3 separate regions of the Mus musculus genome follow, and regions 1 and 2 are each linked to region 3. A link is a contact called in ENCODE Hi-C or POLR2A ChIA-PET data. All regions are on one chromosome and are shown on one strand. The core of a region is the stretch at or near the end of the contact, and the rest is flanking DNA. Distances in the headings are between cores, read along the strand shown. Region 1 overlaps Fhad1 (forkhead-associated (FHA) phosphopeptide binding domain 1). Region 2 holds the start of Efhd2 (EF hand domain containing 2). Region 3 overlaps Fhad1 (forkhead-associated (FHA) phosphopeptide binding domain 1).

Region 1 (3,189 bases), core at 412-2,911, 38 kb before region 3:
GAGGAGAAAGATTCTCCTTTTTAAGACCCCACCTTTGACTCAAAATTGCCTCTGGGGAAAGAACTCATACAGACTTATTTTCTCTCTTAAACTCAAGATATAGCTCGGACAGTAACGTGCTTCCTACACAAGCAGGAGGTCCTGAGTTTGAATCCTTAGCACCCACATAAAAAGATGGGTCCAGCACACACCTGTTGCCCTAGTGTTTGGGAAAGCAGATGCAGAAAGATCCCAGGGAGGGGTGGGGGCGGGTGGTGGTGGTGGGGACTTGTGAGGCACTCAATCTAGCCAAATAAGCTAGCTCTGGCATCGGTGAGAGACACTGTCAAAAAATAAGCAAGGGCAAGGGAGGGGGTAGCTCAGGCGCATGCATGAAGTCCTGGGTTTGATCCACGTGGCCACATAGAGCTGGACGTTCCCCTGCAAGCCAGTCCGTGGGAGGTGGAGGCTCTGGGATCAGGGTCATGCTTAGCTAGGTTGAAGCCAGCCTGGGTTTCCTGAGACCTTATCTCAAACATGCCAAAAAGTTTCTCAAAGTAAATCGGAGAGTGATTGGGGAGGACCCCACATTGACCTCTGACCTGCATGCGCCCCTCCCCGCAAAGTCAGTCACATACCAGATAAGGTTGGATTTTGTAGTGGTGGGCTCTTTGCATCTGTACTGTTGCCCTTGTACACACTGGGCAAGTTCTGTCCTACAAAACTTCATTCCCACCCTCAGACATTCTTTTCTTATCATTCTTCTGCCTGCATATACATTGTGCTAGGTATTGTAAGTTGCCTAGAGGCCACTTGAAGTATACAGAAGGATGTGTGTAGGCTGTGTACAAATGCCACATCTCTTACTAAGGGAATTGGACTTCCTCAGAATTTGGCTTCAGTGCCTTGAAACTAATTAGTTCCCCACAGATAGAAAGAGATGGCTGTACTCTGTACTCTGGGAAGTCCCCAGCTCTGCATTTTAAAAAGTAAGAAAGAGAAACCCAGCTGGGGAGACAGCTCAGTCGCTGCAGCAGTTTCTGTGCAAGCGAGCGGACCTGAATTTGATCCCACCTTTAAAACGTTGAGCATGATAGCGCATGCTCATGATCCCAGCACTGGTGGAGGCAGACAGATCCATGGGGCTCACTGGCTAGCCCACTACCTAGTCAGAGCTTCTATCTCAAAAAACAAGGGAGGGGGGAGTGGTCCTGAGATCCCAGCCTCCACACCTGAACATACACACACGTGCATGTACAGCCCACCCCACACACACATACACACACACACACACACATGCACACACACAGAGAGAGACAGACAGACAGACAGACAGACACAGACACAGAAACAGACAGACAGAGGGAGAGACAGAGAGAAAGGTGTGAAGGGGGAAGGCAGAAAGAGGGAGGAAATGTTTTTGCTCAAAATTTCCATTTTTGCCCAGCCACGGAAGCTATTTTCAGCTATTGCCTTTCCCAGTAGAGGAGGGAGGATGAAGGTCCAGGGTGCCCCTGGTGCCCCAACCCTGAGCGTCAGAACGCACAGCTGCTTCTGCTTTCTCTTGCAATCAGACGATGCTATTTAGGGAGTTTTGTGCAAGTGCTGACTCCCTTTCAAACAAGTCAGGAAACAGCACTTTCTGTCCAGCGCGTGCCTTGATCTCGACAGGAACTCTGATGACTAGAACTAGCCAGATTTGGTTCTCACGTCAGACAGATTGGCGGCGGTGGCGGCGGCGGCGGCGGCAGCTCAGCATTGCCCAGCCTAAAAAGGAGCGTCCTGTGCCTATCAACCGTCCAGACAAAGGGCTGGGGAGATGGCTCAGTCAGAGAGCTCACTGTGCAAGCACAAAGGCCCGAGTTCAGATCCCCAGAGCCCATGTCAAGTAGCCAGGCATAGCTGTAAGTCCTGCAGCCCAGCATTATGGGGTAAAGGCAGGCCATGAGAAGAAATGGGGAGCTGTAGGTTTGCTGAGAGACACTGTCTCAAGGCAATAAGGTGAGAGTGACAGACAGACAGGCAGACACACACACACACACACACACACACACACACACACACACACACACCCTTACCAAGGCTAAATTAAACTGGGAGAAAAGATAGGCTGCCAAAAGGACCGGAATGAAAGTGGGCCCCACCAGGCAGTGATGGGCTGCTGTCCTGCTTCCTGGTCAGGTCCAGCATCTCATCCCTCTCAGGTCAGCCCCATCAGGGCCCTCGTCAGGGCCATTTATAGATGCTGGGTCTGACTGCTCACAGCCTGTCTGTCTCCAGGCTTGCATGAGGGATTCCTGCAGCAGCATCGACCTGAAGAAGGAGGTGGAGCTCCTTCAGCACCTGCCGCTCAGCCCGCTCGTGTCAGGACTTCAGAAGACGGTAGTGAACATCCTGAGGGTGTCCCTGTCCTGGCTGGAGGAAACAGAGCAGCTGCTCGGGGACCTCGACATCGAGCTCTCGGATTCTGACAAAGGTAACTGAGGCCCTTTTCTCTCATCAAGTGTTTGGAATAGCACCATGAATTCACCTGACATAAGGTGTGTTGGTGAGGAAGGCTTTGCAGCATCAAGGCTGGCAAGATGGCGTAGCAGGCGAAGCCCCGTTCGCTGAGTGCATCCCCACCAAGACCCATATGATGGAAGGAGAGAACCAATGCCCAAAAATGCAAAATAGACATAAAACATAACTTAAAATGTTAAGCAGAGGGGCAAGAGAGGTGGCTCGGCAGCCAAGAGCACCGGCTGCTCTTGCAGAGGACCCAGGTTCGATTCCTAGCATCCACATGGTGGCTCCCAGCCATCTGTAACTCCAATCCCATGGAATCTGACGCCTCCTTCTGACCTCCACAGGCACCAGGCCCACACATAGCATACAGGTTTACATTCAGGTACAACATTTATATGTGTAAAACTAAACAAACCAACAATATCTAAAGTAAAACCTTTGTAAGTGTAGCCAGGTGTGGTGACCACACCTTAAATCCCAGCACTTTGGAGGCAGAGGCAGGCGGATCTCTGTGAGTCTAAGGCTAGCCTGGTCTGCATAGTAAGTTATCATTAAGTGTGACAGTGGCCACACTAGGATCAGGGTGGGGCTGGAAAAAGAAGATTCAAGTGTCCTTAGGACGTGGTAGAATTGAACATCATTCGCAAATGGCTGAAAGCCGTCTACATGACTGTGGAGTCCCGAGCATGCTGGATGCAGCCC
Region 2 (3,156 bases), core at 381-2,880, 39 kb after region 3:
TGTGCTTTCCAGGTCTTCTGTACCCTGCCTCTGGGAGTGGGCAGTATCTGGGTACCCAGCATTGCCCTGTTATCTTAGTGATGCATCTGTGTCGGAGACTCTTGACTCCAAAGAGCAAGGCTTCCCCCAGGTGCTTGTGAAAAGCAGCTTTTTGGATCCCAGTGACAAAGGACAGGTCTGTCAGTCTAGGTAGAGCCTGGAAATCAGCATTATGGCTAGTGACCTTGCAGTTGATGCCAGAACACCATAGCTTTGAAGGTTTAAGAGTTTGTTACCGCCGGACAGTGCACGCCTTTAATCCCAGCACTTGGGAGGCAGAAGCTGGCGGATTTCTTGAGTTCGAGGTCAGCCTGGTCTACAGAGTGAGTTCCAGGACAGCCAGGGCTACACAGAGAAACCCTGTCTCAAAAAACAAAACCCCCAAAAGAAAAACAAACAAACAAACAGAGTTTGTTATCTGTCTATCTATTATCTATCATCTATCAAGGAGGGAGTCTTACTATAGAGCCCTGGCTATCCTGGATGTAGACCAGGCTGACTGAACTCAGAGACTGGCCAGAGATTTACTTTAGTTTTAAGTCTGTGTGTGTGGGGGAGGGGTATATATGCTCATGAGTGCAGATGCATAAGCAGGCCAGAAGAGGGTCTAGGATCCCTGGTGCTGGAGTTACAGGCCTTTCGTGACTTGCCCCTCTCTACCCGGACCCTACACGGATGCTAGGATGTCAGTCCTCCACAAGAGCAATAACCACTCTTAATAACTGAGCCTTCTCTTCAGACCAGCTTTGCTGTTCTTGAAGTGACAGACTAGATGACAGAGACAAATTCTCTCTGAGCTCCTCCTTTCCAGCTCCCCCCATTCCTGACGCTTTGGGGAGGAGGTCACCCCTCTGGGATCCCCATCAAAGAGGCAACATGGAGATCTCTCTGAAATCCCTCTGAGGTGGAGAGTCCCAGGCATCCGCCGGATCAGGCAGCTATTGTGCTGAATCATCGTGTAACAGGACGACCCCCTTCCCCTTTCCCAGTTCTTTGGGGACCTTGAGAACTGGTAGGGTGCCATCTCCCTCATAGCAGCTACCCCACTTTTGAATGACGCCAGTCATGATAGCCCTGGAGACAGTCTCAACTGGGCTCCAGTGCTAGGGTCCACCTTCTTCAGATTCCTGCCACCTTATCAAGAACGCCCAGCGGTTCACTACCAGTGGTCTCCATGGCAACCGACAGGGTGTCAGAGACACAAACCCCTTTCAGAGAACGGGTTGAGAGCCGCGCCCCTCTCCAGTCCCTGAACACACAGCCACCTCCTGCGAGCGGACCCTCTTCCCTCCCGAAGGGTTGGGACACCCCCTTCCCAGGTTCCTTCCAGAGGGCTCCTGGGACTCAGCGTCACCCAGAGGTCATCAGAGAGAAGTTGATGGTTTTTCACTGTGGGGGAGGGAGGGGAACGATGATGAGGAGCTGGGGAGCGGAATGCACTTGACCCCCCTACCCCCCTCCGGGGATAGAGAAGGACCCGGCACGCGGCAAAGGCGGCGGGAGCCAGCCCGGGGGCGGGCGGTCCCCTAAGTCCCACCTTCAGGGCGGCGCCTGGCGGCGGGGAGTGTCAGGAAGAGGAAGAGCGCGGCCGGGAGCGCGGCGCAGAGCAGGGGCCCGGCCGAGGCAGCGCTGCGCGGGCCACCATGGCCACGGACGAGTTGGCCAGCAAGCTGAGCCGGAGGCTGCAGATGGAGGGCGAAGGCGGCGAGGCGACGGAGCAGCCGGGGCTCAACGGGGCGGCGGCGGCGGCGGCGGCCGAGGCTCCCGACGAGACTGCCCAGGCGTTGGGCAGCGCGGACGACGAGCTGAGCGCCAAGCTGCTGCGGCGCGCGGACCTCAACCAGGGCATCGGCGAGCCACAGTCGCCCAGCCGCCGCGTCTTCAACCCCTACACCGAGTTCAAGGAGTTCTCCAGGAAGCAGATCAAAGACATGGAGAAGATGTTCAAGCAGTAAGTGCCCCTGCACCCGGTTCCCCACCACCCTAGACCCGGCCTCGGGCCCTAACCTCCCGTATCCCCAATTAGATTCCCCCAGAACCCCGTCTCACCAGGGTGGGGAACTCTGCTGCTTTTCTAAAGAGCCACGAGGCTTCCAGACCCACCACCCCAGCACGCAAGTGGATCTGGGGAGCTCCCGTTCCTGACATGTGACCCCTCCTCCTGGTGATACTGCCCTCGGAATAGCCCACGCGGATTGGGGGCTCCCTGAGGTTCCTTCCAGATAATCGCAGGTCCCCAGCGAGTCACTACCACCACACAGGGTACCGACCTCCTTCCCACTGTTAATGTTACTGCACCCACCACCCTACACCCAAACATATCGAGAAAGGGAGAAAGGGCCGGTGGCTTCCCTTCCGCTCCGTCCTAACTACTGGACTCCCTACCCCCACCGCAATAAGGCAACCCTACTGCCTCTTAAGGGGACATTCCCCCCGGCACCCATGCCAGACTTGTGCCTTTTACTGGGTCCTTTAATTTCTTCTGCTTAGTTATGGACTCTCTCCTACTAGGTTGGGTCCACAACCCCCTCCCCCCAACACACACACACACACACACACACACACACACACACCCTCAGCTATACTATGTTTACTTACTGTGGGTGAAAACTCTTCAGGCCTTTCCATTCCCGCCCACCCTGTTGACCAGGTTCCATTTCCTTAACACTGTGCGGTCTTGCTAGGGAAGGGCTCCTCTGTCCCTGTCCCCCAGTCTACAAACATGTAACTCCCCTATCATCAGGACAGAGTCCCCTGGGACTTAGCCCCTCTTCATACACTGTGAGTCCACCTTCCTCCCCTCCCTCCCTTCTCCCCCATTACCCCGCCCCCCCACCTCGAACCCCTTCACTCCGTGGTTGTGCAGTGGTGACTCCCCTGCCCTTTATCAGAAGGCAGCCCTCTTCCCCAGTGACAGTTCCTCCCTTCCCAGACAATCCCTGGAGCCCATTCTCTCTCTATGTGCCCTGCCTAGGGTCTCCAACCCCTGCCTTCTACTTTCTATGATTCTAAGCTGTACCCTTACCAGATTAGGATGTCCCCAAGACCTGTGGGCTCAGCCATTCCACACCCCCACAAAATCCAGCAATATGGAGATGGGGGAAGAGTACCCATAGG
Region 3 (3,526 bases), core at 298-2,797:
CTTCCTGCCAATCACAAATGGGCAGTGGCTGGCTCTCCGCCTTGGATCAAGCTGGCCTAGGTTTGAATCCCAGTCCCTCCATGTAGAAAGTCTGTGGCCCTAGGGAGGTCACTGGGCACCAGTTCCCCACTCTGAGAATGACAGTTCCCACTTCAGAGACTTGTTGGGAAATATATTTTATTTATGCATACTCACAAACACATGACCTGTACAAACCTCTACCTGGTAGGTAATTGTTTGCTAACTCTTCAATTTGTTTATCTCTCTCTGTCTCTTTTGTGTGCCTGTGTGCTCACATGTGTGATATGTGTGTGTGGAGACCATTGGCTATCCGTCTGTCTCTGTCTTATCGACCTTGAGATAGAGTCCCTCCCTGAACCTAGAGAACTCCTTCCCCACCAGCTCTGGGGTACACACAACCATGCTTAACTTTTTCAAATGGCTGCCGGGAATCCAAAGTCCCTAATGCTTGCAGAAGTGCTTGAGCAGATGTTCTTAACCACTGAGCCGTCACCCCAGCCCACTCCATTCAATGGCATCTTCTCCAACTGAGTCCGTAAACGTCCACTTTGTCCCCGTGAGTGGCTGCGTAGAATTCCATGCTGTGTCCATTTGATCCAGCCGGTCCCCACACGATGGAGAGTTCAGCTCTGTAGAAGCTAAGCTTGGTGTTTCCTCCCAGAAACAAGACTCGGGCTCAAAACATATTTACAAATCCCTTGGCCATACAGCTAGGCTCTTCTCTGACAAGATCATCATCACTAAAACAACCCAATTATCTTAACATACATTCTGCCACCTAGTTGGTTACCCGTGCTCAGGTACCCTGGCTCCATCACCTCACATCTTCCTGGGTGGATCTTCCCGTGCCTTGTTCTTTCCCAGAATTCTTTCTGCCTCCTGGGCATCCCACCTTCTATTTCCTGCCTAAGCAAGGGGCCGTAGACTTTTTAATTGACAGGTGACACAAGATGTTCTCTCTACACAGCTGTGTCTCCCTTAACCTGATGCCGTAATTAGTATGGCTGCCACATAGAACTCACGTTTGGCTGTGAAATTGCTGGGGCTTGAGGGCCTTTCTAAACTGCATGGAACAGAAGCAAATGACCTTCCCAGAGAGCCATGCAGTTAATGTGACCCCCCCACAATGCCCCCATACCATGGTGGTCACTTGATAAGGTCTCCCTGTGTGACTGCCCGGAAGTCCCAGGTGCTCATCCAGTGGGAAGCATGCCTGAGTGGCCGGTCAGGTGGTCCTCAAAGCTGATACTCTGCACCCATGCCTGGTACTGTGGCCTGAGCCATCATTCCTAGTAGGCCGACTGTGGTGCACAGTGGTTCCTTGAGGTCTCCGTTTCCTAGAGTTCAGAGCATCCTTTCCATTCACTTTGGGAAACCAGATGCTTCTGGGAAGCATCTGCAGAAGAAACAAAGCCAACTCTGTCAACAAAGACACTGCCCCTGCCAGACAACCAGCGAGCCAGGGCTTCCGGCGGCCCAGATGAAAGGGCTTGAGGTCCAGCCAGCCGTCCCTGGTGTTGAGTGCTGGCCAGAGCACGTAAATAGATGTGCTTTCCCGTTTCTCAGGGCAACCAGAAGGAAGAGTGCAATGACCCAGGTGGGTTGAAAGCTAAGCTGGGTAGGAGATCCAGTTGCTCCTGTTGGACTCCTAAGCCTGCAAAGCAGGACCTGACCCACAGCCAGTATTGAGCACTTACTGTATACCAAACTTTGTGCTACAGACAGAGAAAGGCACACAGGGACCTTACACATACCAGCCCTCCGCCCCCCCCCCCAACCCCTGCCCAGCCACTCCCCATAAGTTTGAATGGTTACTTTTAGTTTCTGTCTCACAGCTGAAGCTGATGGGGGAGGGAGAGCCCAAGATAAAAGGCATTTGGACAGTGGTCCTCATCCAGGCTACTTCCTGTTTCCAAAGCCAGAGAGGGTCAGAGGGCTCAAGAGTTGTATGAGAAAGAATCCGAGTCCTCTCTCAGTAAGAGAGTTCCCAGAGGGGCATGAGGAAGGGTCACGTGGGGCTTCCTCTCCCAGTGCAGGAAAGACTAAGAGTCCGGCCTGGCTGCTGAGCCTCTCCTTCTTCCCCAGTTCAGCATCTCCTATCTGCTTCCATCCAGACGTGGCTCCTTCTGAGACAAACAGATGCCCTCTCCAGCAGATGAATAACAGAACCAAACCCTGAGGTGGACCGGCTTCAGGGCAGTACACCAGAGTAGCTGGGTCTGCTCACTCGCCCGGCAGCCCTGAGCTGGGGACAGGCTCCTCAGGCCTTCAGGACTTTGCACATCTTGAAGACCATTCTGAGAGGATCTGTCTCCACAGGAAGCATCCTTGGCCCTCATGGAGCCTGTGTGCAGGAAGGGAGGAGACAGAAAGAAACAAGTATAGAGTAAAATGTCCCAGGGAGGAGGTGGGGCCACGTGGCCTGTGCAGCCGTTAAGGCGGGACTTAAGATGGCCCCAGCTTGCCTTCTATTGGTGTGATCAACACGCGGATCAAAAACAACTTGAGGAGGAGAGGGTTCATCTTACAGCTTACCATAGTACATCAATGAAGGAAGTCAGGACAGGAACTCCTCCAGGCCAGAACCTACAGGCTAGGACTGAACTAGGGGCCATGGAAGAGTGCTGCTTACCGGCTTGCTTTTCCTGGCTTGCTCACCCTGACTTCTTATATAACCGCAGGACTACCTGTTCCATGGTAGCCCTATATCCCACAGGGGGCTGAGCCCTCCCATATCATTAATAGTAATAATAATAATAATAATAATAATAATAATAATAATATCCAGGCATGGTGGTGCATACCTTTAATCCCAGCACTTGGGAGGCAGAGGCAGGCGGATTTCTGAGTTCGAGGCCAGCCTGGTCTACAGAGTGAGTTCCAGGACAGCCAGGGCTACACAGAGAAACACTGTCTCGAAAAAACAAAAAAAGGAACCCCACAGACCAATCTTTTTTTTTTTTTCTTTTTTGAGTTTTTTTTTTTTTTTTTTTTTTTTTTTTCCGAGACAGGGTTTCTCTGTGTAGCCCTGACTGTCCTGGAACTCACTTTGTAGACCAGGCTGGCCTCGAACTCAGAAATCCACCTGCCTCTGCCTCCCAAGTGCTGGGATTAAAGGTGTGCACCACCCCTGCCCAGCCCCACAGACCAATCTTACAGAGGCATTTTTTTCAGTTAGTTGAGGTTTGCTCTTTTTAGATTAACCATTGCTTGTGTCAGAAACAAAATCCCAGGATGGTGCATGAGAGCGTCTGTCACGGTAGGAAAGAGGATCTCTCCGAACTGTTTGTCAGAGACCTCCACAGGGGGAGATTTGAAGCAGAGTCATAAAGGTATGAGTGACAGAAATGTCAAAGGGAGGGGACTGGTCCTCAGCCAGTATTGCTGAGCCCCTTGAAGGAGCTTGTAGACCTTGAGCCCTGGGAGAGCCAGTGTGACTAGCACAGAGTCTAGGACTCAACACCTGATTGGCTTCAAAGCTTCGCCAACCTCAGCAAAGGAAGAA

What was found. Hi-C counts contacts between places; a loop is a spot of excess contacts on that map. ChIA-PET counts read pairs that join two places held with the same protein, here RNA polymerase II (POLR2A).
Region 1: a map of heart shows a loop between it and region 3 (2.1-fold over the local background). The contact joins two enhancer-like sites. A Hi-C loop is called at or near these places in 2 of 37 maps with a recorded cell type or tissue (heart and left cerebral cortex). POLR2A ChIA-PET finds 5 or more read pairs at or near these places in 2 of 5 experiments (Patski and embryonic stem cell).
Region 2: a map of heart shows a loop between it and region 3 (1.9-fold over the local background). The contact joins the promoter of Efhd2 here to the enhancer-like site in region 3. A Hi-C loop is called at or near these places in 5 of 37 maps with a recorded cell type or tissue (Patski and heart). POLR2A ChIA-PET finds 5 or more read pairs at or near these places in 2 of 5 experiments (Patski and embryonic stem cell).

What each region holds. Positions count from the first base shown.
Region 1 is chr4:141,950,748-141,953,936 of GRCm38, reverse strand. It overlaps Fhad1 (forkhead-associated (FHA) phosphopeptide binding domain 1), which reads left to right. Exons shown (of 32, transcript NM_177868.4): 13 at 2,260-2,455. Among named protein-coding and RNA genes, the nearest start is that of Fhad1os1, 31 kb to the left of the region's middle. Within about 2 kb of position 1,661, at least 1 of the 3 ENCODE cell types and tissues checked has a DNase peak (open chromatin) inside an H3K27ac peak, as active enhancers do; it is heart, where a contact is called at or near this core.
Region 2 is chr4:141,873,394-141,876,549 of GRCm38, reverse strand. It overlaps Efhd2 (EF hand domain containing 2), which reads left to right and starts at 1,630. Exons shown (of 4, transcript NM_025994.3): 1 at 1,630-1,990. The coding sequence starts at 1,683.
Region 3 is chr4:141,912,237-141,915,762 of GRCm38, reverse strand. The region is part of intron 24 of Fhad1 (forkhead-associated (FHA) phosphopeptide binding domain 1); the gene reads left to right. It overlaps Gm42338 (a long non-coding RNA gene), which reads right to left. Exons shown (of 3, transcript XR_881551.2): 3 at 167-2,365. Among named protein-coding and RNA genes, the nearest start is that of Gm42338, 4.1 kb to the right of the region's middle. Within about 2 kb of position 1,547, at least 1 of the 3 ENCODE cell types and tissues checked has a DNase peak (open chromatin) inside an H3K27ac peak, as active enhancers do; it is heart, where a contact is called at or near this core.